Linked DNA regions of Homo sapiens: region 2 is linked to region 1. Evidence: chromatin loops called from intact Hi-C (ENCODE). Cell type or tissue: B cell. All regions are shown on one strand. Each heading gives the region's core, and the rest is flanking DNA. Links, peaks and the distances in the headings are about the cores only.

Evidence for each region. Hi-C counts contacts between places; a loop is a spot of excess contacts. Peaks named below come from ENCODE experiments on the same cell type or tissue, not always from the same donor. Only the 100,000 strongest peaks of a DNase experiment are listed, where the experiment ranks them.
Region 2: a loop joins it to region 1, with 19 times the contacts of the local background. A loop is called at or near these places in 9 of 110 quality-filtered maps.

What each region holds. Positions count from the first base shown.
Region 1 is chr10:6,104,942-6,113,280 of GRCh38, forward strand. It overlaps RBM17 (RNA binding motif protein 17), which reads left to right. Exons shown (of 12, transcript NM_032905.5): 4 at 1-156; 5 at 1,200-1,297; 6 at 3,745-3,801; 7 at 5,045-5,186; 8 at 7,269-7,420. Among named protein-coding and RNA genes, the nearest start is that of RBM17, 20 kb to the left of the region's middle. RefSeq lists an enhancer at 2,869-3,564. In B cell, for the core only: CTCF peaks have their summits at 4,165 (motif pointing right) and 4,364; a DNase peak (open chromatin) is centred at 4,200.
Region 2 is chr10:6,674,335-6,682,673 of GRCh38, forward strand. No RefSeq gene overlaps it. Among named protein-coding and RNA genes, the nearest start is that of LINP1, 59 kb to the right of the region's middle. RefSeq lists an enhancer at 3,796-4,297 and a silencer at 3,957-4,115. In B cell, for the core only: CTCF peaks have their summits at 4,055 (motif pointing left) and 4,256; a DNase peak (open chromatin) is centred at 4,037; H3K27me3 peaks cover 1,315 bases.

The DNA of each region.
Region 1 (8,339 bases), core at 17-8,016:
CAGTGGGTTTTCTGCAGGGGAAGTTCTGATTCCCTTAGCTGACGAATATGACCCTATGTTTCCTAATGATTATGAGAAAGTAGTGAAGCGCCAAAGAGAGGAACGACAGAGACAGCGGGAGCTGGAAAGACAAAAGGAAATAGAAGAAAGGGAAAAGTAAGGCTTCCTTTGGATTTGGGGATATTTTACAGTTGAAATGTTCATTAAAATGTTAACGAATGAGCGTCGCTGCTGTCTGTAAGGCTGAAGTTAATTGTCATGGGTGATCTGAGCAGTCACTACAAGGAATCAAACTGTTTTACGATTTGTACCTGTTACATCTCAGAATCACAGCAAACTTCACCTGTAGACTGAAGACCTAAAGTGTATATTTTGAGTGAGTTGTTAGAAAAATAACTTATAAACCTGATGTTGAAAATTTTTTTCTATGCTGATACTCTGCTATAGGTTGACTATCCCTTATTCAAAAATCCGAAATCTGAAATGCTCCAAAATCTTTTGAATGCCAACATGCCGCTCAAAGGAAATGTGCATTGGGGGATTTTGGCTTAGGGATGCTGAACTGGTAATTGTAATGCAAATATTCCAAAATTTGAAACACTTCTGGTCCCAGGCATTTGGAATAAGGGATTCTCAACTTGTAAAATCACAGCTATTTAAAGTACTTGAAATATTCTTCTTAACTTTACTATTTTTGAGCCAGGTGGAATTTTTAAAAATTCATATGCAGCTTTTATTTATGTTTTTGCAAAGTACGAGTAGTAGGATGTATTTGTAGTTCTTTTTAAAAATATTTAGTATTATCAAATAGTTAACATGTATTAAATATTAATATACTGTTTCCCATTTATTGAATCATTTCATGAGTGAAAGTGTTATAGACTATTGAAATGATTGAACTATTACTATGTTGATAGGCTTTAACATTGGAAGAGGTCAATGTCAAGGAACCTTTTTTTTCATGCTGGTTGCTCTCGTATACTTATTGGTTCAATTTATCTCTTGAATTTTTCTCACTTTTCATACTTTTATCTACTTTAGTCTTTTACCAGTTATGCTTCCTACCCCCTCTACCCCTGCAACTTCATAGTTGATTGTGACAGGATTTGGATATCTTCTGGTCAAGAGGAAGTCATCCCAGGTTCAGGTCTCTAAATTGGTTCATCTGTGATGAACATTTATTTCCTTTGTTATCACAGAAGGCGTAAAGACAGACATGAAGCAAGTGGGTTTGCAAGGAGACCAGATCCAGATTCTGATGAAGATGAAGATTATGAGCGAGAGAGGAGGAAAAGAAGTAAGGCATGAACAAATATGTCTTAAACATATATAAATACTGGAAGTGCAATTCCACTATGTGCTTTTTCTTTTCAGTTTGATAAATAGTTCATTTGACATTGATTTGGGTAATTTTCTTTCTGGAATCCCAGCAATACACATTTGCGTCACAGTTTTAATTTATATTGGGTTTTCATATGTATTTTCCTTTGAGCTTCACAACCACTTTCTAACATTTATTTATTGGATACTTTGGGACTAGCTTAAAATCTATTCCTGCACTGTCTTTACCTGCAGCACAGTCCAGTTGGCCGATGCTGAATCCACTCTGTTGTTTCTCTTAGGGGGGAAGCATAGTTAACATTGAGTGTGTCTGTTTTGGGCATTGTGACACATTTCATATCCGCTATCTTAGTTAATCCCCAAATGTTTGGTTTTTATTAACTTCTTTTGGAATTCAGTATATAGGTTGAATATTTGTAGGTCTCATTTTTCCAGCTTATAAATTGACTGCCCTTTTTAATAAGGAGGCATGCTTTCCATACTAAGGACATTTGTTTTTTTTTCTTAAACACCAGCAGGAACTAGATAGCTTTGAATGAGAAGACTTTGTTTGACCTTGTAGCTCATGATAGGGAGGTAGTGGCATGCCCATCATATGTATAGTTGTTGACAGATTGATGTTCTTATTTTAATGTGATTAGTAGCAGATTTCCAGTAATCACCCTGAATTTTTTTAACTGAACTTATTAGAGCTAATCTGCTTTTCAGAATCAGTAATCACTCTAGGTCCTAGTGACAAGGTTAGTAAAATGATCATGGAAGTATTTCAAAGGAAATAGAAGAAGGTTTTACTCAGGTTCATATTTCTCCTTGAGGATTTTATATCATCCAGTCCTGTTAATCAAAATGCATGGACACTGGCTTTAGAATAATTTCTAGAATAATTCTTTAGAAGAATGAATTTATTTATTTTTGAGATGGAATCACTCTGTTGCCCAGGCAGGAGTGCAGTGGTGCAATCTCGGCTCACCACAACCTGCAACCTCCTGGGTTCTAGCAATTCTCTTGCCTCGGCCTCCAGAGTAGCTGGGATTACAGGTGTGCGCTACCACGCCCATCTAATTTTTACATTTTTAGTAGAGACAGGGTTTCACCATGTTTGCCAGGCTGGTCTCAAACTCCTGACGTCAAGTGATCCACCCACCTCAGCCTCCCAAAGTCCTGGGATTACAGGTATGAGCCACTGCACCCGGCCTCTTTTTTTTTTTTTTTTTTTTTGGAGACACTCTTGCTCTGTTGCCCAGGCTGGAGTGCAGTGGCGCCATCTCGGCTCACTGCAACCTCCATCTCCTAGTTTCAAATGATTCTTCTGCCTCAGCCTCCCAAGTAGCTGGGATTACAGGTGTGTGCCACCATGCCCAGCTGATTTTTGCATTTTTAGTAGAGATGGGGTTTCACCATGTTGATCAGGCTGGTCTCAAACTCCTAGCCTCAAGTGATTTGCCTGCCTCAGCCTCTCAAAGTGCTGGGATTACAGGAGTGAACCACTGCGTCCAGCCAGAATAATTTCTTTTGTCAAACATTTTGTGCTGATGCAGCATGACTTTGTAATCAATTTTTAAAGTTTTACATTTTGTTTTTATTTCATTGTTGATTAAGCCATAATACATATGTATTATGTAATATTATGTATACGTAATCCATATATGTTAGGACTTATGCCTAATGCAAAATTCCTTGTGGTCTCCACTGATGTTCTCCTTCCAGTTGTCGGATACCAGATAAAAAGATCTGTCTTATCTCTTTTGGTTTGTTTGTGTTCACCATTCGTTGTCCAGGAAATACACCAGGAATAGTGACAACACGCAGCAGTTTCTTCAGGAGCCAGAAGGACCCACGCTTTCAAATATGTGTTTAGTTCCAGTGGTTTGCACACTGGAAAAGGAGCGTGCTGTGTGGTGGGGGAGATATGGCAACGCAGGGAGCTGGGTTTACTCCCTTTCTGTTGATTCACTCCCCTCTGATCATTCTCTTATTTGTAAACTGGATGCAGTAATATCTACTTCAGAGGTCTGTGAAGCCTGAACGAGGCCATGTGTATAAAGGGCCTAATGGGTATTGCTCTCGGTAAATAGTTACATTACTCTCTTTTTAAGTAACTGCTGGTTCTCTTGGTTGTATTGTTTTGCCTTAAAATTCATTTGCAGACTACATTGTGGGGCTCTTGAGTTCCTTTTATGAAGGAACAATTTTGCATATCTGAGGGAGTGTTGCCACTTTTCTACATTTTAAATCCTAGCATCAGAGGTTTGTTCATATGTAGCAGGAGGTCATCTGAAGTAGCAGGTCCTCCTTTTTTAGTTTTTTCTTAGGGGGGTGGGTGATAGATATATGGTGTGTCATAGTCGTTTGGGAGTCTGGCATCGGAAACCTCCTTTAATGCTTGGATTTGTGGTTTTGCAGGTATGGGCGGAGCTGCCATTGCCCCACCCACTTCTCTGGTAGAGAAAGACAAAGAGTGTAAGTAGATCTGTTTCTTCCTCTTTTATTCTGATACAGGTCTTTAACCCAACCATGGGGGATCTCAGCTTGGGCCCCCAGGTTTCCTGAGCGTAGAGGGAAACGGCCTGCAAGCCTGCCTGGCTCTGTCACCTGAGGCCGCACCTGGATCTCAGAATGCAGCGCCCTCCTGCAGAGAGAGACCTTTCTACGCCAGGCTCTGAGGCTTGGATTTCATGCAGTGGGATCCATCTCTTTTTTATGCAATTCACTTTGATTTCATTAACATTTCTTATTTGTTGTTAGATTCATTTGGAGTTAAAACAGCAGATCGTTACAGTTTTTTAACTCAGAGGTTTAGAGGCTGTTATATTCATGATCCTCCACAAGGTGGCAATGCCTTCCTTGATTAGATTTTTTCTTCCCGTTCCATTTCACTGCAGGTGGGTTTGCGTGTCATTGCGTTGCCAAAACACCCTCACCCACTGTTCCTTCTCGCAGTGATCTGCTCTAGAATTTGGGGGTTGGGACTGGACTTCTGAATATCATCTAGGTCATTTTCCCATTCTCTGGATTGGACCATACTTAAACTATCCCAAGCAGATATTCTCATTTATAGTACTTTTTAAAACTTGTTGAATTCTTTATCTTTTAAAGAAGATAATTTCTAAGATATTATGAAATACCTATTATGTGAAAACAACAGACAAACAATAAACCCCAATTGAAACTAGTCTCTGGGAGTGGGGCTCAGGCATCTGGATGGTCTTAAAGCGTCCTACTGACTTTCATCTAACTAGGGTTGAAGCCACCGCTCCAGTGCGTAGCCCCTAACCTCGGACACCTTTGTGGGCCATGAGCTGATGAGATAGTGAGGTCGGGGTCTAGACAGGTGCACCCAAGTTACTGCAGGAGTCAAAAGATGGCCAGATTGTATCTCCTTAGAACATACAGAACATCTTTCCGGCAAGAATATTCATTCAAGAAGATTTTAAAGGGTGAATAACATTTCAGTAAGATATAAAAAAGACGTTTGAGGAGATAGAAATAGCAAAAGGAAAGTTAGAATCAGGAAAGTAGCGTCCTCCCTCTGTGGTTTTAAAAAAAGTCGTATAAAGGCTGTAAAATTGATTTGGTGTTTTTCTCTCCTTGTGGTAAACCAAAAAGTAGGTTAAATTTGTTCAAGATAAATAATTGATACAAGTGAGGTTTCAGAGTGTTTTCTATAGTATTTTGGTGAGCCTACTTTATTTTTCTCCAATAGTACCCCGAGATTTTCCTTATGAAGAGGACTCAAGACCTCGATCACAGTCTTCCAAAGCAGCCATTCCTCCCCCAGTGTACGAGGAACAAGACAGACCGAGATCTCCAACCGGACCTAGCAACTCCTTCCTCGCTAACATGGGGTAATGATTTAATGTTCTTATCTAAGGACTTGAGAGACAGTGTGAAGCGTTGATAGCCCTTTCAATAGATGCAGCTTGTTTGAAACTGAGGACATTCAGGACCCTTGGTGTGTGCAGGTCACACGGTACCTGCCTCAATCGTGTGGAGCGTGTTCCAGTGTAATGATGGGGCTTGTTCAAAACAGCAACCTCCCAGTAGAAGTTTTGACTCATTTTGATGTTGAACATTATTTTCCTAGACAGGCACAGAACCTGATTAATGTTTACATTTGCCTTCATAACGTTTGCAAATAAAATAGCTCATATGAATCAGAGCTGACTTACTGTCTCCAAAGGGCAGGTGATACCTTTTTTTTCCTGATAAAGTGGGCCATTTGCTTTCAGGTCATGGTTCTAAACCTTTGGTCTAAAAAACTCGGGGTCATTCTAACTACAAGTTGACATGTTTGCCAGCATATAAAATTTGACTGTAAGGCTGACGCTCAGGTGGGGCTTGGGGATTTTTTTAAACTGTGCTGGGCTTGGCAAACATTTTGGTTAAGAGGATATTCTGTGTTGTTGACTTTGATCCTGTGAGACGGCTGTCCCATGAAGCAGTATCACATGAAGGCTTTGTTCTGTGCTGTGTTGCATCTGCTGGCTGCTGCCTGTAGCAGAAATGCAGCCGGTGAGACAGTGAGTGGGGTTGAAACTCACTAGTCTCCTTTCAAGTGCTCAGTGACCACATGCAAGTGGTGACGATGTTGGATGGTGCAGACATAGGACATGGCCGTGGCTGCAGGAAGCTTTGTGTACTGGAGGGTTGGACAGACATGAAGCTGGTTTTGTTTTGTTTTGTTTTGTTTTCCCTGTTTATGATAAAAACTGACTTTTTAGCGAATTTGCTTTTAACCAGGAATTACATCTTTAACTTGTGCTTAGGAAAGATGCAAGATGGTACCATTCAGCAGTTTCTGGTCTTTTTAGCCCTAGAATAGCTTGTTCAAATGAAAATGTTAAGGGAATTAAATACAAGAAGTAATGTAGGTGCAGTTCCAGTTGAAGCGGGATTTTGTGGCTTAAGCCCTAAGCAGCAGTGGTCATGGGGTTGGGGTGCCCTTCAGACCCATGCTGCGCCTCAGAGCGCAGTGTGAGAGCCATTTGGTTGTTACAGAAAGCAGTGACTGAGAGTTGTGGGGTCCAGTTTCAGCTCTACCATTAACAGCTGTACAAATAATTTATTTGTTTTCTGAGATGGAGTCTCGCTCTGTCGCCCAGGCTGGAGTGCAGTGGTGCGATCTCGCCTCACTGCAACCTCTGCCTCCCAGGTTCAAGCAGTTCTCCTGCCTCAGCCTGCCAAGTAGCTGGGACTACAGGTGCACACCATCATGCCCAGCTAATTTTTACATTTTTAGTAGAGATGAGGTTTCACCATGTTGGCCAGGCTGGTCTTGAACTCCTGACCTCAGGTGATCCACCCGCCTCGGCTTCCCAAAGTGCTGGGATTATAAGTGTGATCAACTGCACCCAGCCTGTACAAATAATTTCTAATATGGCGTCTTGCATTACTTCTAAGTCCACCCCTTAAGCTAGTCAGCTAATCTTGGCCTCCGTTTATTTCTCATTTGTTAAATAGGTGATCTCTAAGGGTTCTTTCATTTGTATAGTCTGTCATTGGAAACTCTCCTGTGCTATTTAGGAAAATGGGATCATCTTCATTGTACGAAACTTCATACTTACTTTTTGATAGCCACTTTTTAATAAACTGTGGTCATAAGCTATGTGGCAGTGCAGGTCCGGAGCACACAAAAGGTCTTGTGTTTCCTAGCAGGGCACTGAGGAGACTCCACCAGAGAAACTGACATTTCCCCTCCAAGACAACAGGATGTTCTGGATTTTATTCATAGCTTTTTCTATTTCTTTCATGCTGCACATCCCCACAGCTTCCATCTAATAGCCCACTCCTAGTTAATGAGTGACTTTGTTGAAGCCCCTGTGGAGCATGCACTCTCTCCAGAAGGAGGTTGTTGTGATGGAAAAATGCAACCTATCTCCAGTTGACGATGTCAAGGCTAAGAGTCCTTTCCCTTCTTCTCCTGCCAGGGGCACGGTGGCGCACAAGATCATGCAGAAGTACGGCTTCCGGGAGGGCCAGGGTCTGGGGAAGCATGAGCAGGGCCTGAGCACTGCCTTGTCAGTGGAGAAGACCAGCAAGCGTGGCGGCAAGATCATCGTGGGCGACGCCACAGAGAAAGGTGTGTCCCCAGGGAAGCGTGTGACTAGAGGGAAAGGACTGGCCCCATCCATATCAGACATGGCCAGTCTTGATCCTCATGTGTCAGCAGGGGGACAATGAGGCGTGTGGCCAGAGGGAGAGGGCTGGCCCTGCCATCACTAGAACACAGGCCGTCCTGTTCATATGATGCACTGCCACTTCCGTTTTGTGAAACCAGGAATCCTGAGGCTCATCTTTATTTTTTCAGAACAGACGTAGAGAGATGAAGGCTTGTGGAGGAAAAGATGGTGAGAGACTTGGGCAGAAAATGAGTAGTCCTCAGGAAGAAATCTTGGTTATGTGTTTAGAGCATGAAGGACAGAGCCATATAGTGTGGCAGTGAATATACCTGCTATCTCCATCTCAGAGGTCGTCTCTACTTTTCCCTTTTGCCCTTTCAGTATAGATGTGATTTCTGATTCTCTTACAGATTGTTTGCTTTGCGAGATCTGATGTTATGTTGCAGTCTCTTGGTAAATGATGCCTAGTTGGTGTTTTATTTTCATTTAATTTTTACAGTCTGTTCTGTGTTGAGGGAATTCAGGAAAGAGACAAACATATGTTAGCATTTTAATCAGGGAATTAAGTTTGAGTCAGCCTAGCTGAACTTCCTTTGCTAAAGAAAGAAGAAAACTTTTCTGGCAGCCCCGTTCATGCACAGCTTAGGATACATCACGAGCCTGACAGGTGAGTGCCAGAAACCAACAGTTGTCCCGACTTGTGAGGTTATCTGAAGTAAGGCAGCCGGTGGCTGGATTAGTAACTGCATATTCCCCTGGGCCCGTGACCTTGAACGTTTGCTCCAAGTCAACTCACCTATAGGAATTATCACTCACATGCCCTGTCAGCCCTTTGGGAAGTGAGATGAGCAAAAATTGCAAGTAATGGTGGAGGCTCAA
Region 2 (8,339 bases), core at 229-8,228, 570 kb after region 1:
TTATAAAAACAAAACAGAAACAAACAAAAACCCCATCTCCCTTCTTTTTTTCTATTCGTTATTCCTGAACAACATCCACTTCCTTTTCTGCTCTTGTCTACCTTTGCAATTTCTGGCACAGATGTGCTATGCTGAGTGCCAAGTTTAGGTCCACAGATGTCGTCATAAAAAACAGGAACTAGAAAATTAGAAAATCTCAGTGCTTTGCAATGCTTATTAGCGCAAAACTGCAGCAATATGCTTTATAGTTTTTACTAGTAGGCTCTTGGGGGCAAGTCTACTCATTGGTTTGTGGACTTATTCTTACTACAAAATGGATCATTCTGTATAGACCACATCTCTTGATTAAGAGATGTGTCTATGGGACTTAAAAAAAAGGTGAAACTCTGATGTATGATTCCTGGTGTACTGTCCAACAACAACAACAAAGAATTTAGGGGATGGAGGGAATCAAGATTCATCTGGTATATAGTTTAAACTCCCTCTCAGTGTAGAAATTGTCCCAGCAACATCACATAATCCTTGAGTTTTAGAGTTGACGAGGACCTTAGAGAGATAACAGGGCAACTCCTGGAACCCACAACCTCACATAGAAACTCTCTGTAGAACACCCAAGCTGGATGGCTGCTTAGCATGGAAACCTGTGCAAGACACATCATTACCTTTTAAGAAATCTCAATATTTAGAAACAAGTGCATTTTAGAGAATTGTTCTAAATTGAATTGAATTGTACTGAATTGTATTTCAATAGAAACAAAAACATATTTCTGAAACAAATGGTGACTTTATCAAGATTTTTGTCTTGAAATACGTATAATTCTTACCTTGCTTGGTTGACATATTGAGGCAAATGGTATGTGTGGTCGAGGTAGAATCAGAACTTAGATGACAACATACCTGAGGCTTGTTCCATTTAAAGGCTTGTTCCAAAAACAAGTGAATTGTTCTGTTTAGAGAGCTGATTTCTAGCCTCTTGATGAATCCATGCATGGGTTCCGCCTCTGACTTCTGGAGCCTCACAGAAAAAGCTGTGCATTCCTTTAGTGTGCCTGGCCTTCAGACAGCTGAGGTCTCCTGGAGCAGCCTCCATGGAGTTTTCTCCATTTCCAAATCATCCTAGTTGTTTTATTCCCCACTCCTGGATAGGGGTTCTTCTTACCGTCCCTCTTCACCATCACGCTGACCGTCTTCCTGGGTGAGTCATGGCCTGACTGTTCTTTTCCTAAAATGACGTGTAGGTGTGACCACCCTGTAGGGGTGACCTGATTTATAAAATGCATCCTTTCTATGGCACCCTTTTGTTACATTAAATTAACAACATCCTTCTTATATGGCAGTTAACAGTCTGTCTAAGAATATTTTCAGCTTTATGAATTAATCTGTGCCTCTTAGTTTATGGTAAACCATTCTGCTTTTTAATTCTCAATTCCGTTCGAGCCACTTCATGTAGGTTATTTGACTTCTTAAAGAGCGAGGCCAGTTTCCGAAGTGGTGCTCTGAAAGGTCCGCCATCTCAGAGAATCAAGTCTCACAGTAAGGAAAAAAAGAAGAGACTGGATAAAAGGAAACGATTTTATGGACAGAAACACACTCTTTTTTTATTTTATTTTACTTATTTTAATTTTATTTGATTTTAAATTCTGGGGTACACCTGCAGAACGTGCAGGTTACATAGGTAAACTTGTGCCATGGTGGTTTGCTGCACCCATCAACCCATCACGTAGGTTTTAAGCCCCGCATGCATTAGGTATTTGTCCTAATGCTCTCCCTCCCCTTGCCCCCCAACCCCTGACAGGCCTCAGTGTGTGATGTTCTCCTCCTTGTGTCCATGTGTTCTCATTGTTCAAGAAACAAACTCATTTTAAAAATCTATCGTAAGGAGCTTGAGACAAAAAGTGCTAAAACACCACAGATACTAGGTAAGCCAGTGGTAGTATTTAAAGACACTGAAGCAGTAGAAATTTGAGATGTTGTTCCAGATAACACAAGTACCTCCCACTGATTAACATTTTGTCCTACAGTTCTGTTTTAAAATTCTTTTATGGGTGCTGGGAAAACTGGCTAGCCATATGCAGAAAGCTGAAACTGGATCCCTTCCTTACACCTTATACAAAAATTAATTCGAGATGGATTACAGACTTAAACGTTAGACCTAAAACCATAAAAACCCTAGAAGAAAACCTAGGCAATACCATTCAGGACATAGGCATGGGCAAGGACTTCATGACTAAAACACCAAAAGCAATGGCAACAAAAGCCAAAATTGACAAATGGGATCTAATTCAACTAAAGAGCTTCTGCACAGCAAAAGAAACTTCCATCAGAGTGAACAGGAAACCTACAGAATGGGAGACAATTTTTACAATCTACCCATCTGACAAATGGCTAATATCCAGAATCTACAAATAACTTAAACAAATTTACAAGAAAAAAAATCAAAGAACCCCATCAAAAAGTGGGCAAAGGATATGAACAGACACTTCTTAAAAGAAGACATTTATGCAGCCAACAGACACAAGAAAAAATGCTCATCATCACTGGCCATCAGAGAAATGCAAATCAAAACCACAATGAGATACCATCTCATACCAGTTAGAATGGCCATCATTAAAAATTCAGGAAACAACAGGTGCAGGAGAGGATGTGGAGAAATAGGAACACTTTTACACTGTTGGTGGGACTGTAAACTAGTTCAACCATTGTGGAGGACAGTGTGGCGATTCCTCAAGGATCTAGAACTAGAAATACCATTTGACAGCCATCTGATTACTGGGCATATACCCAAAGGATTATAAATCATGCTGCTATAAAAACACATACACACGTATGTTTATAGTGGCACTATTCACAATAGCAAAGACTTGGAACCAACCCAAATGTCCATCAATGATAGACTGGATTAAGAAAATGTGGCACATATACACCATGGAATACTATGCAGCCATAAAAAAGGATGAGTTCATGTCCTTTGTAGAGACATGGATGAAGCTAGAAACCATCATTCTGAGCAAACTATTGCAAGGACAGAAAACCAAACACCACATATTCTCACTCTTAGGTGGGAATTGAACAATGAGAACACTTGGACACAGGGTAGGGAACGTCACACATCGGGGCCTGTCGTGGGGTGGGGGAAATGGGGAGGGATAGCATTAGGAGATATATCTAATGTAAATGACGAGTTAATGGGTGCAGCACACCAACATGGCACATGTATACATATGTAACAAGCCTGCACCTTGCGCACACGTACCCTAGAACTTAAAGTGTAATAATAATAATAAAATTCTTTTATGACAATTTTAGACAAACAGTGGAGGTTGGAGAATTGTTTTTTTAAAAAGGCCCCTAAAGAAAATATAGCTAAATGTTGATAGTGATTGTTATAAAGAACATTTTTCTAATTTTTATAGTTCTACATTTTTAAACTTTTTTGAGCATGTGTTATTTTTGTCATGGAAAAAATGGACACTGTGATGGCCTTTTTATTCACTTCTCTTAGCCTGGTATATGTGGAGAAGAATTGGTCAGCTTATGCAATGTGTAGAAAAACTTTGGGTACTAACAAATAAAACTTTCCCAGGAAACAAGTTTTGAAAATGATTTAACTCTGAGGTTTTAAAAACACTTTAAACATTCCCTTTGCAAAAAAATTCATTGAAAACAAGCCGATGGTCTTAGGAAATATTCAGTTTAAACATTTACAGAACAAAAATTGGATCCTATTTTAAAATCATTCCTTTATAAATAAGTGTCTGAAATATTTTGGAATCCAGCAAATACATTCAAAAGCATGTTTGATTAGTTGGCTTGGGAAAGGAAGAAATTGGGCCTGTAAAACAAACCTTGCTTTAGAAATCCATGAAGTTGTCCCTCCCTACATCAAATTTCTAAAAGCAAGATGCCTACCACGAAATATGTATGGTTTTCAATTTGAGGCTGAAGTTATATAGAACAATGCTGCAAGTAGGCCACCCTGACTTCAAGGTCAGCGAAATTAACATCCAGATTGCACCGTCAAAATTCGTCATCAGCGATCATCATGCGCCCCCTTCTGGCTCCATTACCACACTCTCATTTGTTCCCGTTGCGTTGAAATGAAGGGAAAACAGGCTTTTGGACCTGGGAAAATCTTCCTTAGTTTCTTTATCTGCCCACATTCTCCTTTGTTCCTGTTGCATGGAAATGAAGGGAAAACAAGCTTCTGGACCTGGGAAAATCTTCCTTAGTTTCTTTATCTGCACAATGAGGAGTTCAGATCAAATCTTTCCTAACACCCCTGCCATATACAAAATTCTGAGCTTATTATATTGCAACATAGAATTTTGGAATTGCTCATAGACACAAATGCCTAAGGAACTTTCAGCAAAACTCTGAAACAGAAAAAGTGTTTGAAATTATGTAGTTTTTATCTTCGGCATTTTGAATGTGCATAATCATAATAAGAATTAGTCACAATTGTTCTGTTTCTTCAACTCTGTTCTGCACAGATAGGGGATCACGCTCTTTCAGATTTCAGAGGCAACTTTACAATTATCCTCTCTTTCATCCTTACATTTCTTTATATTTTATTTTTCCACATTTTATACTCTTTATCTTATTTATTTTCCTTTTCATTCTTTGTTTTCTTGTTTTCTTTCTTTTCTTGACTTTTTTTTTGTCTTTTCTTCATTCCTACCTTAGGTTTTATGAAATTAGTTGTCCCTTGGGTATAATAAACACCATAAAAGTACTGGCCCTCTTGAGTTAAAAGAGAAGATATTATTTTTCACAGCCTGAAATTATAACCACTTAAATGTTTGGCAAATTGGCACCATCTCCTGGCCACTTAAAGTGCCATCTGAACTATGTAGGTCCTACAATGCTTTATTTCCTTGCCAGTCATCTGAGTGTTCATTTTGCTCTATTTACCCTAAAAACTCCTCCCATAAATAGATCTGACATTTTGTGAGCATCTCATTCTGCTTAAGGCCTGATATTTACACTATGAAAGTGTGGCTTGGAGAAAAGCTTTCTGGATTTTCCGCTTGTTTTATTTATATAATCAAATCAAGACACCATAAGGAAAAGTCACATGGCTAGTCCTGAATTTAGGAAGCATATGACCCTTCTCTGTTCCCTCTGCGTCCACACATCTAGAGAATTATTGGGCCATTAAGACGGGTTTACACTTCTGGAATATCCACCTGTTTAGAGAGTCAGAAATGTGGGCATAGCTGAGGGGAAGGGATGGTCTAAATGCCTTCTAGGTGATGGGGGAAAACAACTTGAGCAAAAACAAAAACAACTGAGCTCTCTGAAAAGTTCAATAGCTAATTCTCTCAGTCTCGTGGGTCCTGGCATCAAAATGAAACAAAAGAAATTAGAAAAATTATTGGGAAATGAAAACTTGAGGACCTTATTATCTTAGCTCCACAGAAAATACAGGGTAGTGGTATATAGGTTAATTTCATCAAGAAAAGATAGCAAGATTTCTTGAAATTCAGAAAAAAGCTCATAGTCTTCTAGAATAGTCTAGAATTCACATCACACATACCTCTTCTTCTACACAAGCTTCATTACTGAAAAGAATTGCTAAGCTAGATATTCTTAGACTATTTCTCAGAAATACACTTGATAGAAGAAGCGATAGATCGATAACTGTGTGTGTGTGTGTGTGTGTGTGGAGAGAGAGAGAAATAGTGAAAGTTTAATGACAAATACTTTCATCTGGATCTTTCTTTTAAAGAACACATTTTTACCTTTAACCTGCCAAGAAAATGTTCTAACTCCTAGGGGCTCAATGGTTACTTTTGTTTACCAATGTCAAATTCGACATGTGCTTCTTATGATTTATATCTAAAGTCTAGTGCCATGATCACATTGAGAAAGAAAAAAATACCTTTGAAATAACCAGTTTAAGATGTCCCATGCCGCCAGACCCCCCCACTGTGAAACTCTCCATTGCTTCAAAAAGCTGAAGTTTCTGGTAGAAAAGACATATACTCTTTTCTGGAGAAGTAGCCACTTACATTTTATCCATGAATACAAAACATTTTTTTCATAGTTGATATTGTAGATATTACATAAATTTAATGGGCCCTGAAACTACTGGAAAATCTTTAAGTCATGTTGACTGCTTGGGTGATTTTGGATTCCTTGGCTTGCAAATCTCAGGAACTGTTTTAACAGAGAACAGTAGTGGCTTGTTTTGTGCTAAACCACCCCGACAGCAATTTAGTTGTCATTCAGCTACTAAAGCTTTACTTTATGGCTTTGAAAAACCTGGCTTTCCCTGTTCCATTATCTGCTGAGATAAAATGATATTGGAAGGTTATGACCGATGACAGAATGGCTTCTTTTCCCATCTTTTCTAGCCTCCCCATACGTTGGTCAACACGTGCCTTTTCTCGGCACTGAATGTTTTTAGAATGCTTTGCTTGCCTGCAGGCATTTTATGCTTACGAATTTCGCATCATTTCTTAACCTTCTCTGCATCTGCTTTCAGTCTCCAAAGGAGGCTAGAACGCTGGGTCCTCTGAGTCTACAGCTTCATTGCAGTAAAGAGGATGAGGGTGGGAGGGGGAGAGTACCTCTGGGGGGATTCTAATGCTCACATCCAATCTTGAATTGAGAGCAGTTGCCTGGGAAACAAAACCTCAAAAAATCTCATTTTCACATGCATCTTCAAATCTTCAAATGGCAGGACGTACTTCTGTGTTCAAAGGAAGTCCTCCAAGTCTAAGCGTCCAGCAAGTCGAGATTTATTATCTGCCCAACTCATCTCAGGATTCTATGGATATTTTCTATCACACTGGTAATCAAATAAGAATAACATACATGTGTTAAAAACAGACACAAATAAAAAAGGTTAAACTGGGTTTCTCTGGTTGTGTGAGTTGAGAGGCACCAGGGAATAGCAGAAAGGATTCTGCAATGCAGTCAGAAGACTCATTTTGCAAACATACCTCTAATTGGTAACTTAAATGTAAATTCGCGGTGAGTGCTTGGGCTGTGTGTCACAAATAAGACTCCCAGTCCCTGTTTCTTCATTGGTAAAGAGAAGTTTGGCATGGTCTCGAGATACTCCACTCCCGACCCCACCTCCTAGATCTAATAATTATCTGATCCTTTGGGAGTACCTAAAGGCTGTTGGCATCTTTCTACAAACATTTATTGGATAGTCATGATGTTGCCAATCTAGGGGAACTTCTTTCTATCACCTTAGGTTCTGTAACTGGAGCTTGCAAATCAAACTGATAAAATACAGAGTAACAGGAAAAAACATTTTATTTCAAATGCATGTGGCAGCTTTGCAGAAAAGAAGTGAAATCCCAAAGAAATGGTTAAGTTTGAGAGCTTATATACTATTTTAACAAAGGGTGATACATTGTGAAGAAGTGACAAAAGAAAAGGGGTTTCTAGGTGTGATAAATTGTGGAAAAAATTATATATATATAAAATATATATTATATATAGACAAGGGTTATTTAGTAAGTTTTTTTTTTTAATTCAAACGCAAGTCTCTAGTGATAAGCGTTATGTTGCATGATTAAGAGTCATTCTCCTCTTCCTGGTACAGGAGAGGGAGACGCCTTTACAAATAAAAATGTATTCCCTGTTTTTCAGGCAGAAAGAGGAAGGCCAGAGAATTCTTCCTGTATCTGCTGTTTCTCTAGTGCCTTCAGCTCAAATAATTTTTATGTCAAAGTGGCATATTTAAGGGTGGCATATTCTGATCTTTTTTATTAGCATAGTTCTTTTTTTTTTTCTTTTTCTGGCCCTTTTGTGTTTAGGCTAACTCATTGGTTCATTATTTGATTCATCATGGGCATTAACTACAAAAGAAATTTTGGGGGTAAAACATTAAAGAAAGGTATAATTTTTCAGAGATTATACAAGTTCAAGTGTATTTTTGGGATTTTTTTTCCATCAGAAATACATTCAACAGCAATGTTGATTATGCCACAGAGAATTGTCCTAATGAGTGTGTGTGTCTGCCACCCAAAACCAATGTTTGGAATGGAAATTATGCTTTCCTTCTAAAGGGCAGTATTATATATATATATTTCTTTCTTCAAAAATGTAATCTAGTAACAAGAAAGCTTCATTCTCAGTCTATGGGAGGGAAGTGCAATGAACTGGCTGGTTCCATTGTTACCATGCAACAATTTATTCTGAGCTATATGAACAAAAGACATTCTTCTCAGGGATGGCCTTATTAATCAGTTTATTATTCAATGGGTCAGAATTTGCATTTTGGTGAGTAGTATCGTTTTTATCTCTTCATGTTGCCAAAGTTGTAGTCACATTACAAGAGAGCTCTAAATTAACAGCACAGATATGCAGTTTCTTCAAGA